Linked DNA regions of Homo sapiens: regions 1, 2, 3 and 4 are each linked to region 5. A link is a contact called in ENCODE Hi-C or POLR2A ChIA-PET data. All regions are on one chromosome and are shown on one strand. Each heading gives the region's core, a stretch centred on a gene start or an enhancer-like site at or near the end of the contact. The rest is flanking DNA. Distances are from core to core; before and after follow the strand shown.

Region 1 (3,736 bases), core at 789-3,288, 1.9 Mb after region 5:
CCCCATGTTGGCCAGGCTGGTTTCAAACTCCTGCCCACCTCCGCCTCCCAAAGTGCTGGGATTACAGGCATGAGCCACTGTGCCTGGCCATATCCAGCATCTTAGAAGAGTCCTTTGTTCTCTTTCCCAGTTAGTTCTCCTCAAGGATAACCACTCCCCACACCCAGCTTTTTTTTTTTTTTTTTTTTTTTGAGACAAGGTCTCACTCTGTCACCCAGAGTAGAATATGGTGGTGTAATCACAGCTCACCGCAGCTTCCACCTCCTGGTCTCAAACTCCTGGGCTCAAGCGATCTGAGCACCTCGGCCTCCCAATAGTGTTGGGATTAGGCATGAGCCACTGCGCCCGGCCTACGTGCCGTTTTAAAATGATGTTCAAGAATAAGCAAAACCAACCTATGGTGGTAAAAGAACAGTGATCGCCTCTGTTTTCTTTTGCCTGAGGGAAACTCTGGTGTGCTGAAAATGTTCTGTATCTGAAGTGGTGGTGGTCACATAAGCTGTACATCTAAGATATTTGCACGTTGCTGTGTGTAAACCATAATTCCAACAACAACAACGACAAAATGGCAAGGTGGGGCTCGGTGGCTCACGCCTGTAATCCCAACACTTGGGGAGAACTAGGCGGGAGGATCGCTTGAGGCCAGGAGTTAGAGACCAGCCTGGGCAACATAGGGAAACCCGGTATCTACAAAACAACAATAGCAACAATTCGCTGGGGCGGGGGGGGGGGGGGGGGGGCGCCGCCTGTTGTTCCAGCTACTCAGCTACTCCAGAGGCCCAGGCGGCAGGATCGCTTGAGGCCAGGAGTTCTTGGCTACACTGAGCCGAGATCCCGCTACTGCACTCCAGTCTGTCAGATCCTGTATGGAAAAAAAAAAAAAAAGACAAAATAGTTAAACTATGCCTTTAATTCAATAAACTATTAAACTAACAATACCATGAAGAAAATCAGAATAAAGAAGAAAGATAGGCTGACGCAGGAGAATCGCTGGAACGGTGAGGCGGAGGTTGCGTGAACCGAGATCGCGCCACTGCACTCCAGCCTGGCGACAGAGTGAGACTCCAAAAAAGAAAAAAAAAAAAAAAAAAAAAAGAAAGATAGGCTGGGCCCGGTGGCTCAGGCCTGTAATCCCAGCGCTTTGGGAGGCCGAGGCGGATGGATCACCTGAGGTCGGGAGTATTCGGCACCAGCCTGACCAACATGGTGAAACCCCGTCTCTACTAAAAATACAAAATTAGCCGGGTGTGGTGGCGAATGCCTGTAATCCCAGCTACTCAGGAGGCTGAGGCAGGAGAATCGCTTGAACCTGGGAGGCGGAGGTTGCGGTGAGGCGAGATCGCGTCACTGCACTCCAGCCTGGGCAACAAGAGCGAAACTCGGTCTGAAAAAAGAAGAAGAAGGAGAAGGAGAAGAAGACTATCTGGGTTCCATCAACGATTCTCGTGCCTTTTGTCTTTAAACTTTGGTGCTGCCTTCATCAAAATCATACTAATGAAATTCGACGCGCGGGTCATTCATTTAATTAAAATGAAACCCCAAATCTGTTGACTATTGGTATCCTCATGACACTGTTCTATAATGTGACAGAAAAGACGAAGGTGAAGAACTATGGTTTCGGCCGCTGTTACACAGGAGGTAGCAGGTGGCAGGCCGTTTACACAAATTAGCTCGTTTTTGGAGACGAAGTTACCCCAGGCTGCCCGCTCGGATGAGCCTGCGAATTCAGGCCCAACCCAGGCCCCTCCAGGTCGGGAAGGTACGAAGAGCCCGCTGGATTCACACAGGGCAGGGGCGCCTTCGCAGGTGCGAGTGGATTCTGGGTATCGCGAGCGTAGGCCCAGGCGCAGCCCCTCTGCCTGCGGGACTGAACAGGCAGGTGCGTCCCAGCGGCCGGGCGGGCCGGGTCTCCCTCCTGCGGGCAGGCGCCGCGCTGCGGGGCGCGGCTGGCGGAGCGGGGCAGCCGGGCGCAGCGCCCCCTGGGCCTGAAGACTGGCGGGCGGCGGGGGCGCGCGCAGGCCGGCGGGGGCGCGCCGCGCTGCGAGGCCTGCGCGCCAGGCTGCGGGAGCCATGCGGCGATCGAGGAGCTCTGCGGCCGCCAAGCTGCGCGGGCAGAAGCGGTCCGGGGCCTCCGCGGCCCCCGCGGCCTCCGCGGCCGCTGCCTTGGCACCCAGCGCCACCCGCACACGGCGCTCCGCTAGCCAGGCCGGGAGCAAGAGCCAGGCGGTGGAGAAGCCGCCGTCGGAGAAGCCGCGGCTGAGGCGCTCGTCGCCGCGGGCCCAGGAGGAGGGCCCGGGGGAGCCGCCGCCGCCTGAGCTGGCGTTGCTCCCGCCACCGCCGCCGCCGCCGCCGACTCCCGCGACCCCGACGTCCTCGGCGTCCAACCTGGACCTGGGCGAGCAGCGGGAGCGCTGGGAGACGTTCCAGAAGCGGCAGAAGCTTACCTCCGAGGGTGCCGCCAAGCTCCTGCTAGACACCTTGTGAGTGCGGCGGGCCGGGGGGCGCGGGAGCCGTTGCCACGCGGACCCCCTCGGCAGGAGTCGGGCTCGCAGCCCGCGTGCAGGCCTTGGGCGCCTTTCAGCTCTGAGCCTTCCACGTTACGGAGCCGACGCGGCTCCCCCGTTAGCACTGGGGTTATTCCTTAATTCTAAGGGCGGCGGGGCGGGGCGGTGCTTCTAGGGCTGTGTGGCCTGGGAATGGAAAGGGGGCTTCGTCCGGAGCTTGAGGGCGCGCGCAGCCGTCTTGGGACACAAAGAGTCTTTCCCGGCCATAAGCATCGTGCTCGGGGACGTTGTCTCTTGCTGGCGCGCAAAGGGTGTGGGGGCCTTTCTTAGTGAAAAGAACATAAATCCCACGGCTTTCTCTTACCCGAATCCCCTTTTTTTTTGTGTTTGCACACGTGTTTTTGAGGGTGGGTGGAAGGGAAAGGTAGAAGCGTTGAAGGAAGCATGAATAGTTTTGAACTCACTGGGAAGCAAAATCCCGTCATTGTTCCAGGCACTGCCAGGGAGGGAGCAGGGGGCGGAGGTTATTGATCCGGGAGAGAAGCGCGCGCGAAGAGATGCTCCGGCCTCGCGCGGCGGCGGGGATACCTACGTAGGGAGGCTTTTATGTGCTCAGCCAGCTAATGCTCCCTGCCGCTCGCCCTCCTGGCTGCTCCGCAGTCTTTTAGATGGCCCGAGGAGCATCTCGAGTGTCCGCGATTTGGGAAAGAGCTTTTAACTGGGCTGTTAAAGGGCTGCCTTCTTTTCTCCAAATGCGATCTGGATTCCTGCCTCGGGGAACAGTTGTGCTACAGAGAGATATTTTAACGCCCTGATATTATATTTCAGTGTCAATTTTACGAATTAAAAAGAACAATCAAAACACTAGGGGGAAAAAACCGACAAGAATAACCTAGCAATTGCATAACCTGAGAATTACTTCTTTTCTTGAACATGTTCCTTTGAGCTTCTTGCGGAAGAAATTCTCTTAGGATGAGTCGTCCCCGACAGAAGATACATATTTGGTTTTCTGTGTGCTTCACTTTTTGGTTTTTCATCTTGGACTGCACACTGAATTTTTAAAAAACGTTCATCCATCAAACATTTGAGCACCTATAGGGTGACGGCTGCCTCTGGGCAGAAGGAATACGAAGATCCTTAGGAATGTAAAACTCATGGTGTCTTCAAGGCATACAGAAAAAAAGAAGAATGTAAAACTCAAATTTGAGATAAATTTTTATTTTAAGACAAAC
Region 2 (4,170 bases), core at 1,671-4,170, 1.2 Mb after region 5:
AAGAGGTTTCTGTGCCTCTCTAGGGGAAAAACAAACAAACAAAACCCACAGCTGAGGAAATAAACCTCAAACCAAAAGGCTCAGAGAAATGTCTGCTCCTGGGAAGATGACATCTCCAGAGCAAAAGCCGGCCAAGGCTGCCCACCACCTCCCTGGGCCCAGTATCCTCTCCTCTTAAGGAGGGAGTGGCCTCGATGGTGGCTGATGTATCTTCCAGCTTTGACGGTCTAAAATAAGCTCCAGGCTGGGAGGGGCAGCAGGAAGCAGGGGCTTGGGGGAGACTGATGGGAACCGATTGGTTGAGGTTTTCTAATGGAGCCATAAGGATGAGAGTGAGAGGGAGGGCCGGATGCAGAGAGCAGCAGAGAAGGCTGTTGGCAACAGCCCTGAGTCTCCCTCCTCTCTTTTCAAGAGCAGTTTCTTCCTGAAAGATCCCAGGAGGTAGAATGCTGGGCTAACCTCTCCCAGCACAAATAACCCCACTCATTATTTCAGAAACTACCATTCCAGTTGTGCCCTGAAGGTCTCAGGCCTGTTTCAAAACCCACAATTCAACTTTGAATACAGTGAGAGTACAGTATTTTAAGTTTGCCTCTCCCCGTGAATCCAATTAATAATCAACAGATTAAAAAAAATCTTAGCAGATTGGACTCAAACATGCAGATTCCATCCTAGTTTATCTAAGCTTAAGAATTCGAAAACAGCCCCTATGAGGTGTAAATTTACCAATTTTGACAGTTGCTTAGAATAACCAGGAAACTTACAAACCTCTCTCAGAACAACCCTTGCCCAGAAACTTCTTAAAGTGGCAGGTTTTTTTGGTTTGTTAAATTGTAAGAGAAAAAAGTTTCATAAAATATCATTTCTTGCTTTTCACAAATGCTCAGTGAAGGAGGTAAGCCAGGGACCAGGATTCCCAATTTACAGATAAGGAAATTAAAAGATACAGAAGTAAAGGGATTTGTTCAAGGTCACACAGCTGGAAGTGACAGCCAAGACCTGAAGCAAAGTCTCCTAACAACTCCTCATCGCATAAACTGTTTCATCCAAAAAAGCATCCAGATGAGAAGAAGGAATCAAGTTCTCCTTTACACTCCAAAACACCCTCCGAGGTAAATGAGTTCTATCCGTCCCAAGCTGACCGTCCTTAAAACCCTTGGTATCTTAACCATCTATGACTTTGCAGCCTTGAGTGTTTCGTTAAGCTTTTGGGGTTTAGATGAAAGGAATCTTTTCCTGGCAGTTGGAAACCTGACCTCAGAGAAAGGCCCCGTGCCCCAGGCCGTAACCCCTGCCCCACCACCCTACTCCAGTCGGCCATGTAAACAAGTCAAACCCTGGGTGCACTGAAGTGGCATTAAAAACAACCAGGCCCGTTCACTCGTTTTCAGTCTAAGGGGTTCTTCTGCGACAGGAGTGGCTACAACTAGGTCACACTGGACTGGAATGTGAAGGGACTTCCCCTGGCTTCATTCAGGAGGCTGAGAGAAAGCTCTGAAGAGGATGGAGATGATGGCCGTGGGGAGGGTACCGAGGCACATCCCAAGGAGGTGCACACAAGGCTCGGAATCCTGGAACACTAGGAGTTCAAACAGCAATCACTGCAGGGGTTCCCAAGGGCCATGGGGGCTGCAGCCAAGCCTCTTGGAGCCTTTCATCAATACAAATTCCCCATCTCCCCAGTCACTCCAGGGCGGGGGCCCCAGAACTCTGTGTTTAATGGCTATGACTCTAATGCACGTTTGGGAGTCATAACTAGTTCAAAGCCCTGTTTGACAGTTAAGGCTGGGAGACAGAAATCAACTTTCCCGAGGACCCACAGGTCTCCTCACCCCTCGGCCAGTGACCAGGGAACTGGTCCCAGCTCCCCGCTAAACTACGGCCTGCCAAACTAAGTTCAAGAACAAGACCCTCCTCGCCAGATTTGGACACCCCTTCACCTCTCTCCAGTGCTTGACAGTGACGATGATTCAGAATCGGGGCAGGCTGCGTCCCACTAGACGGAAGCCCACAGTCCTCCCCAACAATCCGACCCCTGGGCCACTCTGGCTGGACAAATCCAAGTCCAGTCCCAAGCCAGAATCTCAGGGGGGTCCCGTCAAGCGGCATGCAATCCCTAAGCGCTTTGTTCCTACTAAGCGAAACCAGGCACTTTTGAGTCACCCAAAAAGCATGAATCACACAGCCGGGCAATGGGAACGGGAAAGGATGTTATTTTTCGGCATACTCGAGGATTTTCCCTTTGTCCCAGCTCTGTCAATGCACTTCCCGTCCCCGTCCCCATGCCCCAGGACTCGCGCATTTCCCTGCTCCATTTTTATTTTCCCTGCAGCCCTTGGCGGCGCCCCGGCCGCCGACCCGCGGCTCCCAGAACGGAGGTGTCCGGGCCGGCCCCAGTCGCTCACCTGCGTCAGGTCCTCGTCGTTGAGCAGATGCGACTCGCGGGGCTTGAAGCAGTTCTGACACTTGCTCTTGTTGAAGATGTTGGCCTGGAATTTCCTGCACGGGTTCTCCTTGGCTGCCGACATGGTCGGCGCGGCGGCGACGGCGGCGGCGGCGGCGGCGCAGGCCTGGCCGGCCTGGCGCTCCCGGCGGGCTAGGGGCTCAGCGCGGCCGCGCCGCATCCCTCGCCGGCCCCGCCGCAGGCCCGGCCCGGCCTCCTTCCCGGCGGGCGGTTCGCTGCACGCGCCGAGGCTCCTGAGCCGCCCGGGCCTCACAGCGCGCGCGACGCCCAGCTCCCGCCCGCACCGCCGCCGCCCGGCCGCCGCGGGCCCATGGACGCGGCCTCGGGCCCGCTGCTTCCCGCTGCGGCCCGCCTCTCAGGCTCCGGTCGCCGCCGTCCCGGCTCGTCCGCGCCGCCGCAGCTGCCCTCGGCGCCCCGCGGCCGCTGCAAATGGGACCGGAGCGCCTCACGCACTACGGGGGCGGGCGGGCGGGCGGGCGGGCGGGCGGCCGGGCGCGGGGAGGTGCCGGGGCGTACGGGGCGGGGCCGCGCCCGACGCGATCGGCAGCCCCACCGGCCAATGGGGTTGGCGCGCTCTCGCTAACAAAGGAACCTCTGGGCCAATGGCAGTCGGGGGCGGGACCGAGGGCCGCCGAGCGCAAGGTAAGTTGTGCAGGCCGGGAAGGTGGGGGCGCCGGCATGGGACGTTCAGGTTTGGTGGACTGGCGCCGAGGCCGGCCGGGCTGACAGCTGCAGGGCCCGGGCGGGGGATGCGGGGGAAGGCGGAGCCGACCTCAGGCTGCCTCTCTGCAACCCCCTCGCTCCCAGGCTCGCCTTCCCGCGCCCACGCTGTACACCCAACGGAGGCATCTTCCCCAAGCCCAGCTCGGAGAGGATTAGTTTAGCACCTACTGTGTACCAGGCCCCCTCGTAGGAGTCAGTTAGCGTCGGGAAGGGCTGGATACTCCAAGGGCTCGCTCATTAAAGGTTCGCAACCTCTCCTTTCTCATCCCCATTTTACATAGGAGGAGACTGAGGAGCAGAGAAGTAACAGCGGGTAGTATTTCAAGGGATGACTAAGAGAAGATGTCAGCGGACTTGAAGAGCTGTCAGCTCCATTAGGGGAGATGAGCGAAGGCTGACTCTCTGCCAGGTGCTGAGCTAGGCATTCTTTCCCCCATGATGTGCTTGAGGAAATGAAGGGTCAGACACCTGGAGTAATTTGTGTAGGATCACTCTGCTAGGAAGGGGCCGAGCTGTCACTCCCGTCCTCCATTGTCCAGCCTCCTGGCCAAAAGACAACCTGGAAAAGGCTGTCAAAGGCTCAGGCAGAAGGTTGCAGGAGCCCAGAGAGGGGAGAAATGCGCTCTTTAGAAAAATTCGGGTGGCTTCAAGGAGGAGGGGAAGTTTAAGTGGACAGTGAGAGGGTTGAGTGTGGCTGGAAGTGGAGATAGGGGAAGAAGGAGCAAGAGGGATTGGAAGAGGGCTCTATCACCCAGGCCTTGTATTCCAAGCCCAGGCGTGCACATGTCATCCCACTGGCAGCTGGGAGTCATGGTGAGTCTTTAAACAGGGGGGTGAGCTAACCCAGCCTTCACGGAGGAGGTGACATTGGAGCATGTGGTAGTGGCAGCCACAGCAGCTGTCGCTCAGGGAATGGAGGAGGTTTTAGGAGGAGAAGTAGCAAATGCTTCCAGAGCTGTGTACTTTTCCACGGATCATCTGGT
Region 3 (4,051 bases), core at 1,156-3,655, 1.0 Mb after region 5:
TGCTTTCTGAACATTACTGCTGAGTTTCAATTATCTTTCCCATGAGAATGGGCACATTTTCCGACTTCTAAGATGTCCCTTTTGTTGCATGACCTTGAAAGTTTTTATACCCCATGAGAGCCCAATTTAAATAACCTTTGGTACAATTCACTGAGGCAAAGATTTGGCAGTTGTTAATTTTTTTTTTAAAGATTTATAGGTTTATTTAAGAAAGTACCTCCAAAAGAGGTAGGTGGCTGAAGCCAGTGGTGTTGGGAAAGATGTTAATGGCCTAAATTGAGCCCAGGTGTGGTAAATGCACATTGACTTTTACTGAAAATACACTAGTTGAATAACCTTCCGCCATTAGCCTATCACCATGGAAATAAGGATAATCTGAGCAAGGTGGTGAACTCCACTAACAAACTGAAAAAGGTAATTCCTGGAATTAAAGTTACAAGGTGAAAAAAACCTTGTTCTTGACTTAAAAATCTCATTAACAAACATTAGTTTCAAGAACTTGAACCCGGGAGGTGGAGGTAGCAGTGAGCCGAGATCGCGCCACTGCACTCCAGCCTGGGAGACATAGCAAGACTCCGTCTCTAAAATAAAATAAAATAAAATCACCCTGTAACTTACTACCTCCTCAGAAATTAAGTTTGCGCTGTCCAACAGCAAGAGGAATTCGCTTGATAAGAATAATTAAACACATAAAGGCAATGCCTAACCTCGTAACGCCACCCCATATTCCTTAATCTTTACCAAGCCACTATAAGACGGCAGAAAACACAAGCTGCACTTTCGTTCTTTTCTCGTGTCCCGTTTTCAACAGACCATGGATTTTTTTTTTTTTTTTTAGATGGAGTCTCGCTCTGTGCCAGGCTGGAGTGCAGTGGCACGATCTCAGCTCACTGCAACCTCTGCCTCCCGGGTTTAAGCAATTCTCCTGCCTCAGCCACCAGAGTAGCTGGGACTACAGGCGTGTGCCACCACGCCCAGCTAATTTTTTTTGTATTCTTAGTAGAGAGGGGGTTTCACCTGTTGGCCAGGATGGTCTCCATCTCTTTACCTCGTAATCCGCCCACCTCGGCCTCCCAAAGTGTTGGGATATTATAGGCGTGAGCCACCGCGCCCGACCAGAACATGGAAATTTAAAGAGAAAAAAATAAGTGACTTCTGATTTCAAAAACACAACCACCCACTTTTCTATTCTATTCCTGGTGAGCACATTCTGGAGACTCTGCGGCAACCATAGCCTCGGCCGCGGCGGAAGGCTCCGGGGCGGCCACACCTCAGGGGGCAGCCACACCTCAGGGGGCAGCGCGCACAGGCGGGTCAGGCTCTGATTCCCATCTCTCTCCGGTCTTCACTGGAAGGACCCACACTACATCACAAACTAATGGCTTTACAATTAACTTCTAAGTAGCTAAATTTAGTAATGGGCGCTCTAGTTTTAAAAAATATTATTCAGGCCGGGCGCGGTGGCTCACGCCTGTAATCCCAGCACTTTGGGAGGCCGAGGCTGGTGGATCACCTGAGGTTAGGAGTTCAAGACCAGCCTGGCCAAAAGGGTGAAAACCCGTCTCTGCAAAAATACAAAAAATTAGCCAGGCGTGGTGGCGGACGCCTGTAGTCCCCAGCTACTCGGGAGGCTGAGGCAGGAGAATCGCTTGAACCCGGGAAGCGGAGGTTGCAGTAAGGCGAGGTCGCGCCACTGGACTCCAGCCTGGGCAACAAGAGCGAAAGCGAAACTCTGTCTCAAAAAAAGAATATTATTCAAAAACTGATTTTCACATTTTTAAAAAAGACCCACTGAGGGAGGAAGACCGAATCCCACACATGCGCGCGCACAGCGGTTCCGAGTTCTGCAACCAACCTCCCACGGGCGCCGCGCCTTCTCCGCGTCACGTGACGGCCGTCTCCCGCACCTTCCATACTCTCAATGTAGGGAGAGGACGGGTTCCATCAGCAATTTAATAAAAACCATTGGTGAAGCAAAAAAAAAAAGCCTGCCAACCTCTTATAACGTTTTTTCTTTATTTTTCTCTTTTATGTGGACAGGAAGCCTTAGGTTGGCTATATTTACCCTCAAATCTCTTTTTAAAATGATTTTTAAGTTTCAGCATACTCCCGCGCTTAATGAAATGGTTTCCCCCAGCATCCCCAGCTGGTGCGGTCTGAACCATTCGGAACTTCCCAGAGGGGGGCACCGGAATAGGGGCGGTGGAAAAGGGTAATTGTCGGGCAGCGGCCCCTGCTTCCCAGTCAGACCTCGGAGTTGTAGGACTCGGACTGTGTTCCTGGGCTTGCGAGAGCTAGGGAGGCCCGGCTCTCCTCGCGGTGCAGGACGCGCTCGGACGGCTCCCGCACCCCCACCGCAGTGTTGGGTGGTGGTACGGCTCAGGGAGTCACGCGCCTGGGTGTCGGCGGGGCTGCGGGACCGCGAGTGAGTGTGGTCGCTCCTGGTTCTGCCAGCTCCCCTGAGAGCCTGAACCCGGGCTTGAGAGCCTCGCCACCCCGGGTGACATCCCTGCCGTGGGCTTGGGGGCTCTGGGTGTGATTCCGCCGGTCCGGGTCCCGCAGCGACCACCTACCCAGCGCAGTCAGGGGCGGGGCTGGGACCCAGAGCGGGACCCCGGCTGCCGAGTCCAGGTGTCCCGCGGGCCTCGATTTGGGGAGCAGGTAGGCGGGGGTCTGAGGGGTTGGCGGAGGGGCATGTCCGAGTTTTCGTTGGTCCCAGGTGGACGAGTAATGGGGGAGGGTTTAGGGCCAGAGTCCAGGGCGTCGCCGAGACCCTGAGATTTGAAGATAGGTTGGGGGCACGCCCATTAACCAAGTCTATGGGGATGAGGACTGTGATCTCATTTGATGTTGCCATGAAACGGGACTGTTTGCCTTCCCTTCTCCCAGGTTTTGTCTTCGCTCTGTTTGGAGGAGAGGGTGTGTGTCATCCTCTTCTCCCAGTTTGGCGTTCAGGAGGGTCCTCTGATGCGCTAATAGGGTAGCACCGTGTCCTCCAGGGAGGGTGGAAGACCGCGCTTCTCTCCAGTTGAGAGTACTGTCAGTCGCGTCCTTGTCTCCTGGAAAGAATGGATTGGCTTGTGGATTGAAGTCCAAGGTGTGGTCACTAGCAGTCTCTTCAAGTGGGGACACAGGGCAAGGAGGAGCTTGCTGGAAGTAGGTTCTGGCTCTCTAGCCTTTGGCCACAGCCAGTTTAGTGCCAGATTATCACCGTGGTCATCAAGTAATTGAGTAATAGTGGCAGGTGACACTGCGTTTGCCCTTCTAGTGTCCTATGTCAGGGAGCTCTGTGAATGGAAATCCAGGGAAACGGTGGAAATAGAGCCACAGTGAGAGTGGATCTGAACTGGCAGTCATCCCCTGCAGAACTTTTCACCCTGGGCTTGTTGGGATCCCAGCTGCTAACTTAATGAGGCTCCCCAGTGGGAGACTAGTTATAGAAGCTGTGTGTCCACTGCTGGTTAAGATCCGTTATAGTGCTTTGTTTATTTAGAGTGCCCTTACTTAGTGGCCTCTTTAATTCTCCACGGTGCTATGAGAACACCATAGGAAGTAGGGTTGAAATAGGGCCAGGGCGCACCACGGGTGGTGGTGAGGTCACTGTCCAGGTCTGGGACTCAGCCATTGTGGGAGGGGGACATGAACAGACACTCTACCACATCAGGGAATTTGAATACTGTCTTTGGATATGTTGATGAAGAGACTGTCAGCCAGGGCATTTCGGCTTCCTATGTGGGTTCTGGAAAGCTTGTTGGAAACAGACTCGTGAGACACACTCAAACCAGTTTGTTTTCTTCAGCAAACACCTGGTAGAGATTGGAATTGAACAGTGAGTGAAGAATGACCTCACGCTGCCCAGAATTCTGATTCCATGTGTAATGCGAATTCTGAGAGGCCTCTGTTTCTCAGCTTTTGGGTGGTATTCAGAGAGGTCTAGTAACACTTGGTGTCACCTGGCTGGTGAGGGCAGGCTCCGGTGACCGCAAAGCTAAGTGCTCTGTAGGGCACCTCCCTCTCTTTCAGGGGCTGCCTGGGCCTCTGGTGCACATGA
Region 4 (3,917 bases), core at 519-3,018, 1.9 Mb after region 5:
CAAGTGACTTAACTTTGAGCACATTACCAATCTCAAAATTAAATCCCTAAACATTTTCACCAGTTTTAAGCGTACCCACACATCACTAGAGAATTTCATGACAAAACACCAAGTATGCTACCATGCAACGAAACCTTTATTAACATTTTGAACAGGTTCAGCTATTACTGAAACTTGTAATTTCTAAACTTAAGTTGGGGCAAATGGCTATAGTGCAGAGTAATGCCATCACTGGGCACTGCGAATGCCATGACTGAAGAATTAACAGCCACCCCTCAGGCGCAGGACCAGGTGCAGGGTCGACTCTTTCTGGATGTTGTAGTCAGAAAGAGTGCGGCCATCTTCCAGCTGCTTGCCTGCAAAGATGAGCCTCTGCTGGTCGGGGGGGATGCCTTCTTTATCTTGGATCTTGGCCTTCACATTTTCGATGGTGTCACTGGGCTCCACCTCCAGAGTGATGGTCTTGCCGGTCAGGGTCTTCACGAAGATCTGCATACCACCTCTCAGACGCAGGACCAGGTGCAGGGTCGACTCCTTCTGGATGTTGTAGTCAGAAAGAGTGCGGCCATCTTCCAGCTGCTTGCCTGCAAAGATGAGCCTCTGCTGGTCGGGAGGGATGCCTTCTTTATCCTGGATCTTGGCCTTCACATTTTCGATGGTGTCACTGGGCTCCACTTCCAGGGTGATGGTCTTGCCGGTCAGGGTCTTCACGAAGATCTGCATACCACCTCTCAGACGCAGGACCAGGTGCAGGGTCGACTCCTTCTGGATGTTGTAGTCAGAAAGAGTACGGCCATCTTCCAGCTGCTTGCCTGCAAAGATGAGCCTCTGCTGGTCGGGGGGAATGCCTTCCTTATCCTGGATCTTGGCCTTCACATTTTCGATGGTGTCACTGGGCTCCACCTCAAGGGTGATGGTCTTGCCGGTAAGGGTTTTCACGAAGATCTGCATTTTGACCTAGTTTAAAAGTAAAACATAAGCGTGTCACCTCAGGATCATTGTATTTCTTGCTTTTACACCTAATATTCTTCAAAATTAGCAACTATTCCTTCAAAATGCCTTAAATACGTTAATATTCCGCAAGCCTCCCCTCAATTTTACAAGGCTAAGTCACTTAATACGAAATTCGTCATTCAAGGTTTCAACGTCAACAGCGGAAAATCCAGAGCGCTCTCTTACCAAGCGTCCACAGCTTTCCCCACTAACTGTTCCGGATATTCAAACTCCCCCGACCGAACTCCAATCTGCCTCAAACCTAAGCACGGTGTTAGGCAAACTGAAAACAAAACCAAACCCACAAGACTCGCGAAATAAAAATCCCATTGAAACACAAGAAGGGGCACCTTTCTCACACTGGGATTCCAAAGTAAAGGCTTCCAGAAACCACACAAACTACCTCTTTTCCGCCTTCCCCGCGAAGTAAACTCGACAGAATCGCCGATCGGTTAGGCGTCCGTTAGTTTCCGTCAACGCGCGCGCGCGCCAACCGCCCTCGCCCCCCTCAGGTCAACAAGGCCCACTGTCCCGGAAAGGCCCAGCGCCGCGTCACCTCGCCCTCCCCTCCCCCACGCCCTCCCCTCAGCGGCCCACCCAACCCCAAGAAGCCTCCACCTTGACCTCACCCATTCCCCCCTCTCACACCCCCCCAAGGTCGTTACGGCTGCGGGCCAGTACCTGTTAGCGGATACCAGGATCCTGCCAATCACCAACCACGTCCACCCACAGGGACACAAACAAGCTCACCCAACAAAGCCAACCGCCCCTAAATGCTCCGGGCTGGCGGAGCGCAAATTTATGCAACGAGTGTTGCGTCACTTATCACCCCTCACGTAGACGCCGTCTCCGTGCGCCGCTGAAAGTAGTTCGCCGCGCCCAACCTCCCGAGAGGCAGTTTAGGCTTTTCAACTGAGCCCCAAATTCCTCATAGCCGTAAGAAAGGCTCCTAAAAAATTATTTCCCTTCTCCTCTATGCGCTTCTCTTCCTTCTTTAGGAAAATATAAGAAAATTATCAGGCGGATGAATTTGAGTTGAAGAAACCTTCCTCGAAAGCTCTGGAAACTTCCTTGCAGCGCCGGCACTGATTGGTTAGGCCTGCGAAGGCGAGGTCGGCGCTGATTGGTGGGGGACGCGGTGGCTCTGTTGTTGCTGGGCTCCACCTGGGGTGGCTTAGCGCCGAGGTTGCTAAGTAACTGAGCGCGCGTGCGCCGCACAGGCGCGCCGTCCTGAAAGAGGGTATTTCCGGCGGGAGAAGGAGGGGGGGTCTTTCCTTTTTTTTCTTGAGACGGAGTTTCGCTCTTGTTTCCCAGGCTGGAGTGCAATGGCGCGATCTCGGCTCATCGCAACCTCCGCCTCCCGGGTTCAAGCGATTCTCCTGCCTCAGCCTCCCAAGTAGCTGGGATTACAGGCATGCGCCACCACGTCCGGCTAATTTTTTGTATTTTTAGTAGAGACGGGGGTTTCACCATGTTTGTCAGGCTGGTCTCGAACTCCTGACCTCAGGTAATCCACCCGCCTCGGCCTGCCAAAGTGGGCCGCCGCGCCTCAGAAGCGGGACGGCGTGGCACCCGATATCGAGACACCTGATGGTGATTGTGAAGCACAATTCCCTCTCCCATGTTTTAAAAACGCGCGCCCCTGGCCGGGCGCGGAGGCTCACGCCTGTAATCCCAGCACTTTGGGAGGCCGAGGCGGGTGGATCATGAGGTCAGGGGTTCAAGACCAGCCTGGCCAAGGTGGTGAAACCCCGTCTCTACTAAAAATACAAAAAAATTAGCCGGGCGTGGTGGCGGGCGCCTGTAATCCCAGCTACTTGGGAGGCTGAGGCAGATAATTGCTTGAACCTAGGAGGCAGAGATTGCAGTGGGCCGAGAATGTGCCACTGCATTCCAGTCTGGCGACAGAGTGAGACTCTGTCTCAACAAACAGACAAACAAAAAACACGAGCCCCTCATACACTGGCCAGTTGTTTTTGCTTTTTTGTGACAAAGTCTGGCTGTGTCCCCAGGCTGGTGTGCAGTGGTGTGATCACCGTTCACTGCAGCCTTGACCTCCAGGGCTCAAGTTATCCTGCCACCTCAGCCTCCCAAGTGGCTGGGACCGTGGACCACGCCTGGCTTTTTAATTTTGTATTTATTTTTTGAGACGGAGTCTCACTCTGTCACCCAGGCTGAAGGCCAGTGGCGTGATGTGGCTCACTGCAACCTCCACCTCCCTGGTTCAAGCGATTCTCCTGCCTCAGCTTCCTGAGTAGCTGGGATTACAGGTGCGTGTCACCATGCCTGGCTAATTTTTGTATTTTTTAGTACAGATGGGGTTTCACCACGTTGGTCAGGCTGGTCTCGAACTCCTGACCTCAGGTGATCTGCCTGCCTCGGCCTCCCAAAGTGCTGGGATTACAGATGTGAGCCACTGTTCCTGGTCTAATTTTTTTTTGTTGTTAGATCAGAGTCTTGCTATGTTACCCAGGCTGTTACTGAACTCTTGGGCTCAGGAGATCCGCCTGCCTCGGGCTCCCAAAGTGCTAGGATTACAGGCATGAACCACCGTGCCTGGCGGACTAGCCGCTTTTTATTTTTCTTCGTGGTTATTGCAGGGTTGTGGAGCTTTAAATCATGCTTCTGTAGTCAGAGTGCTCTTAGTTGCATTGTCTTAATCCTCATCACGGCCCGAGAACAGTCTGTAAATCGGGAGTTCAGAGTGGGACCCTCTGCGGGGACCGGAAACCTGTTGCTGAAGCCGCTCACCACCAGGCCCAGAGAGGCGAGGCTGGAGCCCATGGTGACAGTGGCCGGGCTTCGCTCTGGCTCCAGCAATACCTGCAAATCCAGTTCTTCCCAGCTGTTTCTCCAAACTGGTAGGAAAAAAAAAAGTGCAGATTAGGGAGCCGAAACCCCACTTCAAAAACGGGAATTCACCT
Region 5 (3,656 bases), core at 168-2,667:
AGTCCAGAGAAGACCAACAATTTGGGGCCCCAGCCAGTCTGGGGGACCACTGGGACCAGTTACCCCCAAATCTTGACAGGGTAGCCCAAGAGGCAGAGCTACCAAGTCAGAGCACGGGCAGAGTAAGACGGCCCAAGCTGCCCAGGCAGGCCAATGCAGATGTGCTTGTCAGGGTTGAAGCCCCTTTGGCAGGGCAGAAAGGGCTGCCCAGTGCCTCTGTACAGGGGGCTCTCTGGGCCTCTCAGTCTTGGGACAATGTGTAGGTAGTGGTGGGTGATGCTTCTCAACTGCCGGAAGGCCAAGCAACACAGAAAGTAAGGTGAAGGCCTGGGCCCCAGCCTGTTTGCTCACCTGTAAGATGGCATAGGCAGCAGTGAGGGGCAGATGTGGGCAGCCTTGAAGTGTGTGGCTGGGTGGGGGCCAGCACTTGGGAAGTGGAGGCAAAGATCTCCTAGGGCCCAGTCCACATTCCTCACGTTCTGCGAGGGGGACACTGCCCTCAGGCCCTGGGAGCTGAGAAGGGCTGGGACCTTAGGACATCAGTTAGACACCAAGCAGAACTCTCCCGGGGAGGCCTGAGCAGATGACCATGAGGTCACAGCCTGCCCGGGCACCAAGGACTTCTACCTGCCCTGCCAGAGTGTGGGTGCCAGGGGCCCAGTTGCCAGGTGACCAGATGCCTGGAGTAGCTGAAGCCTGAAGCGCTGTGTGACTCAGCCCCGTACACCCGCCCATTCGCCCCAGACTAAAAATAAGACGGTCTCTGGGGCGATCCCAGGCCAACCGGGTGACCCGCCACGGCCCCAGGGCCGGTTTCAATCTCCTCATCGGTGACTCGGGGATCAATACTGCCACCCGCCCCCAGAGAGACCAGGAATCTACTTTGCAAACTGTAAAGCGCTTTAAATACTCCCAACCTGTCTAAATTGGGACTCAGCCCCATCTCTGGCGGGGTCGCGCAGGCCTCAGTCCACAGCCTTCCAGCTCCGAGAAGCAGGAAAGGGCACGGGTGGCTGAAAATAACCCAAGTTTGCGCAGCGGGGCCCTGGAGGCCGTTTGGCCTTCCCTCCTCCGCCAAACCTGCCTGCCCTGGGCCCGGGCGGAGCAGGCCGCGCAGCAGCCCTAGGTGGGCGGGTGACGCCCCGTTCGCAGGATAAACCAAGAGACCGAGAGGGGAAGGGGGCTGGGCTAGGATTCGAACGCTGCCCTTGGTCCCCCAAAGGTCCCCTCCCCGCCTTCCCCAGCGGTGATCGCGGGCCACGCCCCCGATCTGCGTTCCGTCGCGCGCCAAGCCCCGAGCCCGGTGACCCTGGGGGCCGCCCCGCCGCGCTCCAGCTGTACCTGCGTCGCAGCTTCCGCACGACGACCGGAGGAGGCAGCGGGACCACGGCCCCGGAGCTCAGACCAGCCTGGGAATGGAACGTGAAGGACCCTGGAACCCAACGACTAGGGCCCCGGGGGCAGCCGCGGACTTCGCAGCACGCAGACAAGCAGGCCCTAACTCCAATCGGAGCGCTCGAGTCCAGCGCACAGGTGCCAAAATACTGCGCGGTTCAGCCAATGAAGGGCAGGTCCCGCCCCCCAGCCGACAGCCGCACTCCCTCTGGGGCGGGACTCCCTGACGCAGTCTGGATTTAAAGGTGCAGGGCTGCATTCCGAGACCGCGAACAGGTGACGTGACAGGCGACCCTCCAGGACGTCTGTGCGTTGTAATGTGAGCCTCCGGTGTGGAGGAAGCTGTCTGGGCCCCGTTCCTTCTGGGGACCAGGTAGAGAGGCTGCACATGGCTAGAGGCCCGGCACATCCAACCTCTTAGGTCACCTCTGCGAGAGAGTGTCTTGGTGGCCTCATTCTTACCTGTGGGCCTGAGGGGCACAGCGCCTACCCCTGCCACCTGCTCTGTGCGAGCTTGTGTGGGCCATTCTCCACCTGGGCATCAGTTTTTCTCCTGTAAAATGGGGACACTAGACCCCCTCCTCCCCTGCGAAGGATGGTTGGGCATATAACAGCTGTGGCTCATTTATTGGGGTCCTGCTATGTGTCAGCCAGGGCGAGCCCCCTTGAACAGCAAGGACCAAGACGGATGCTTCTCTTCTGGAGCCTCCCTTTGTAGGGGGGTACGAGCACAGGGGTGCTGACACTAAGTGGGAATAATAACCTGGCGCACAAAACAAAACAAAACGGAATAATAACCTGCCACTCACTGAGCGCCTGCTGTATGCTGCGAGCTACACGTGCATTCTTTGTTAATTTGCTCATGGTGACAACCTTAGAAAGTATTTTACAAATGAGGAAACTGGGTAGGGCGCGGTGGCTCACGCCTGTCATCCCAACACTCTGAGAAGCTGATACCAGAGGATCACTTGAGGCCAGGAGATCAAGACCAGCCTGGGCAACATAGCAAGCACCCCGTGTCTACAAAAAGTATAAATAAGGCCGGGCGCGGTGGCTCACGCCTGTAATCCCAGCACTTTGGGAGGCCGAGGCGGTTGGATCACGAGGTCAGAAGATCGAGACCATCCTGGCTAACACGGTGAAACCCCGTCTCTACTAAAAATACAAAAAAAAAAAAAAAAAAAATTAGCCGGGCGTAGTGGCGGGTGCCTGTAGTCCCAGCTACCCGGGAGGCTGAGGCAGGAGAATGGCGTGAACCCGGGAGGCGGAGGTTGCAGTGAGCCGAGACTGCGCCACTGCACTCCAGCCTGGGCGACAGAGCGAGACTCTGTCTCAAAAAAAATAAAAAATAAATAAAATAAATAAATTTAGCCAGGTGTGGTGGCCTGCGCCTATAATCCCAGGTAGTCGGGAGGCTGAGCCCAGGAGTTCGAGGCTGCAGTGAGCTATGATCACACCACTGCACTCCAGCCTGGGCAGCAGAGCAAGAAGACCCTGTCTCAACAAAACAAAAACAACACATGAGGAAACTAAGTCCAGAAGCAGGAGAGCTAGGACCCGAGGATCCAGGTGTCTCACTACCACCGGTCAGCCAAGTACAGGCACTTCCTGGGCCTCTGCGCCCCGGGGCCGAGGTTTAGAATCTCTCTGAGGTCAGGGCCAGCTTCATGTGCTGCAGCAGCGCAGGTGACGGTGCCTCGACCAGCGGCCGTTACGGCCCCTGCCCTGGGGCGCTGGGACTTAAGCCTGGAGATCGTGGAAGCCTCCAACTCCAGCACAGGGGGGGCCCGCACTCCTTGGTGCCTCCGCAGTCTTCGAACAGACGGGGAAACTGAGGCCCTAAGAGGCCTAAAGCCTACACTTCCCCGCGGAATGCGGCGGGCGCGGGCGGGTTAAAGGGGCGGGGCCGGCGCTGGCCCAGCCCGCGGCTCCCCCCAGCGCCCTCGCCCCGGCGCTCCCTAGCCCGGCGCGGCCCGGCAGCGAGAGCGGCGCCATGGAGGCCACCGGGGTGCTGCCGTTCGTGCGTGGCGTGGACCTCAGCGGCAACGACTTCAAGGTGAGCCGGGCCGGGCGCGTGCCGGGCCTCCCTGCAGGCCTTCTCTTCCGCCCGGCCCGCTTGGCCTCCGCTTCCTGTCCCGCTCGGCTCCAGGCCCTGCGTGTCCCAGGGACTGCGGCCGGGGCGGGGTGGGGCTCTCCCCTGGCCAGGAATGGACCTCCGAGGCCTCCGCCCAGTGCCTGTACGGGGAGACCGAGGCTGGGCA

What was found. A loop is a pair of places that touch in the nucleus more often than their neighbours do. ChIA-PET counts read pairs that join two places held with the same protein, here RNA polymerase II (POLR2A). Pooled maps may share reads with other maps.
Region 1: a map of naive thymus-derived CD4-positive, alpha-beta T cell shows a loop between it and region 5 (31-fold over the local background). The contact joins the promoter of CENPV here to the promoter of MIEF2 in region 5. A Hi-C loop is called at or near these places in 1 of 168 maps with a recorded cell type or tissue (naive thymus-derived CD4-positive, alpha-beta T cell). POLR2A ChIA-PET finds 5 or more read pairs at or near these places in 2 of 52 experiments (HEK293 and WTC11).
Region 2: a pooled map shows a loop between it and region 5 (7-fold over the local background). The contact joins the promoter of MPRIP here to the promoter of MIEF2 in region 5. A Hi-C loop is called at or near these places in 1 of 168 maps with a recorded cell type or tissue (psoas muscle) and 4 of 50 pooled maps. POLR2A ChIA-PET finds 5 or more read pairs at or near these places in 1 of 52 experiments (HEK293).
Region 3: a loop to region 5 is called in a map with no recorded cell type, with 27 times the contacts of the local background. The contact joins the promoter of FLCN here to the promoter of MIEF2 in region 5. A Hi-C loop is called at or near these places in 2 of 37 single-sample maps with no recorded cell type and 6 of 50 pooled maps.
Region 4: a pooled map shows a loop between it and region 5 (18-fold over the local background). The contact joins the promoter of UBB here to the promoter of MIEF2 in region 5. A Hi-C loop is called at or near these places in 4 of 50 pooled maps. POLR2A ChIA-PET finds 5 or more read pairs at or near these places in 2 of 52 experiments (BJ and HEK293).

The regions. Positions count from the first base shown.
Region 1 is chr17:16,351,771-16,355,506 of GRCh38, reverse strand. CENPV (centromere protein V) reads left to right here and starts at 2,038. Exons shown (of 5, transcript NM_181716.3): 1 at 2,038-2,480. The coding sequence starts at 2,071. RefSeq lists silencers at 1,829-1,978, 2,039-2,648.
Region 2 is chr17:17,041,207-17,045,376 of GRCh38, reverse strand. MPRIP (myosin phosphatase Rho interacting protein) reads right to left here and starts at 2,920. Exons shown (of 24, transcript NM_001364716.4): 1 at 2,406-2,920. The coding sequence starts at 2,528. LOC124903938 (a long non-coding RNA gene) reads left to right here and starts at 3,052. Exons shown (of 3, transcript XR_007065644.1): 1 at 3,052-3,106; 2 at 3,469-3,596. RefSeq lists silencers at 928-1,222, 2,896-3,355 and an enhancer at 1,034-2,233.
Region 3 is chr17:17,235,522-17,239,572 of GRCh38, reverse strand. FLCN (folliculin) reads left to right here and starts at 2,405. Exons shown (of 14, transcript NM_144997.7): 1 at 2,405-2,661. RefSeq lists a silencer at 1,459-1,644 and an enhancer at 2,079-2,188.
Region 4 is chr17:16,378,942-16,382,858 of GRCh38, reverse strand. It overlaps UBB (ubiquitin B), which reads right to left and starts at 1,768. Exons shown (of 2, transcript NM_018955.4): 1 at 1,675-1,768; 2 at 119-957. The coding sequence starts at 951. The coding sequence ends at 262. LOC124903937 (a long non-coding RNA gene) reads left to right here and starts at 3,513. Exons shown (of 2, transcript XR_007065643.1): 1 at 3,513-3,917. RefSeq lists an enhancer at 1,789-2,068.
Region 5 is chr17:18,258,423-18,262,078 of GRCh38, reverse strand. It overlaps MIEF2 (mitochondrial elongation factor 2), which reads right to left and starts at 1,417. Exons shown (of 4, transcript NM_139162.4): 1 at 1,342-1,417. It overlaps FLII (FLII actin remodeling protein), which reads left to right and starts at 3,341. Exons shown (of 30, transcript NM_002018.4): 1 at 3,341-3,451. The coding sequence starts at 3,389. RefSeq lists enhancers at 1-487, 488-1,108, 1,730-1,859, 3,469-3,656 and a silencer at 3,250-3,649.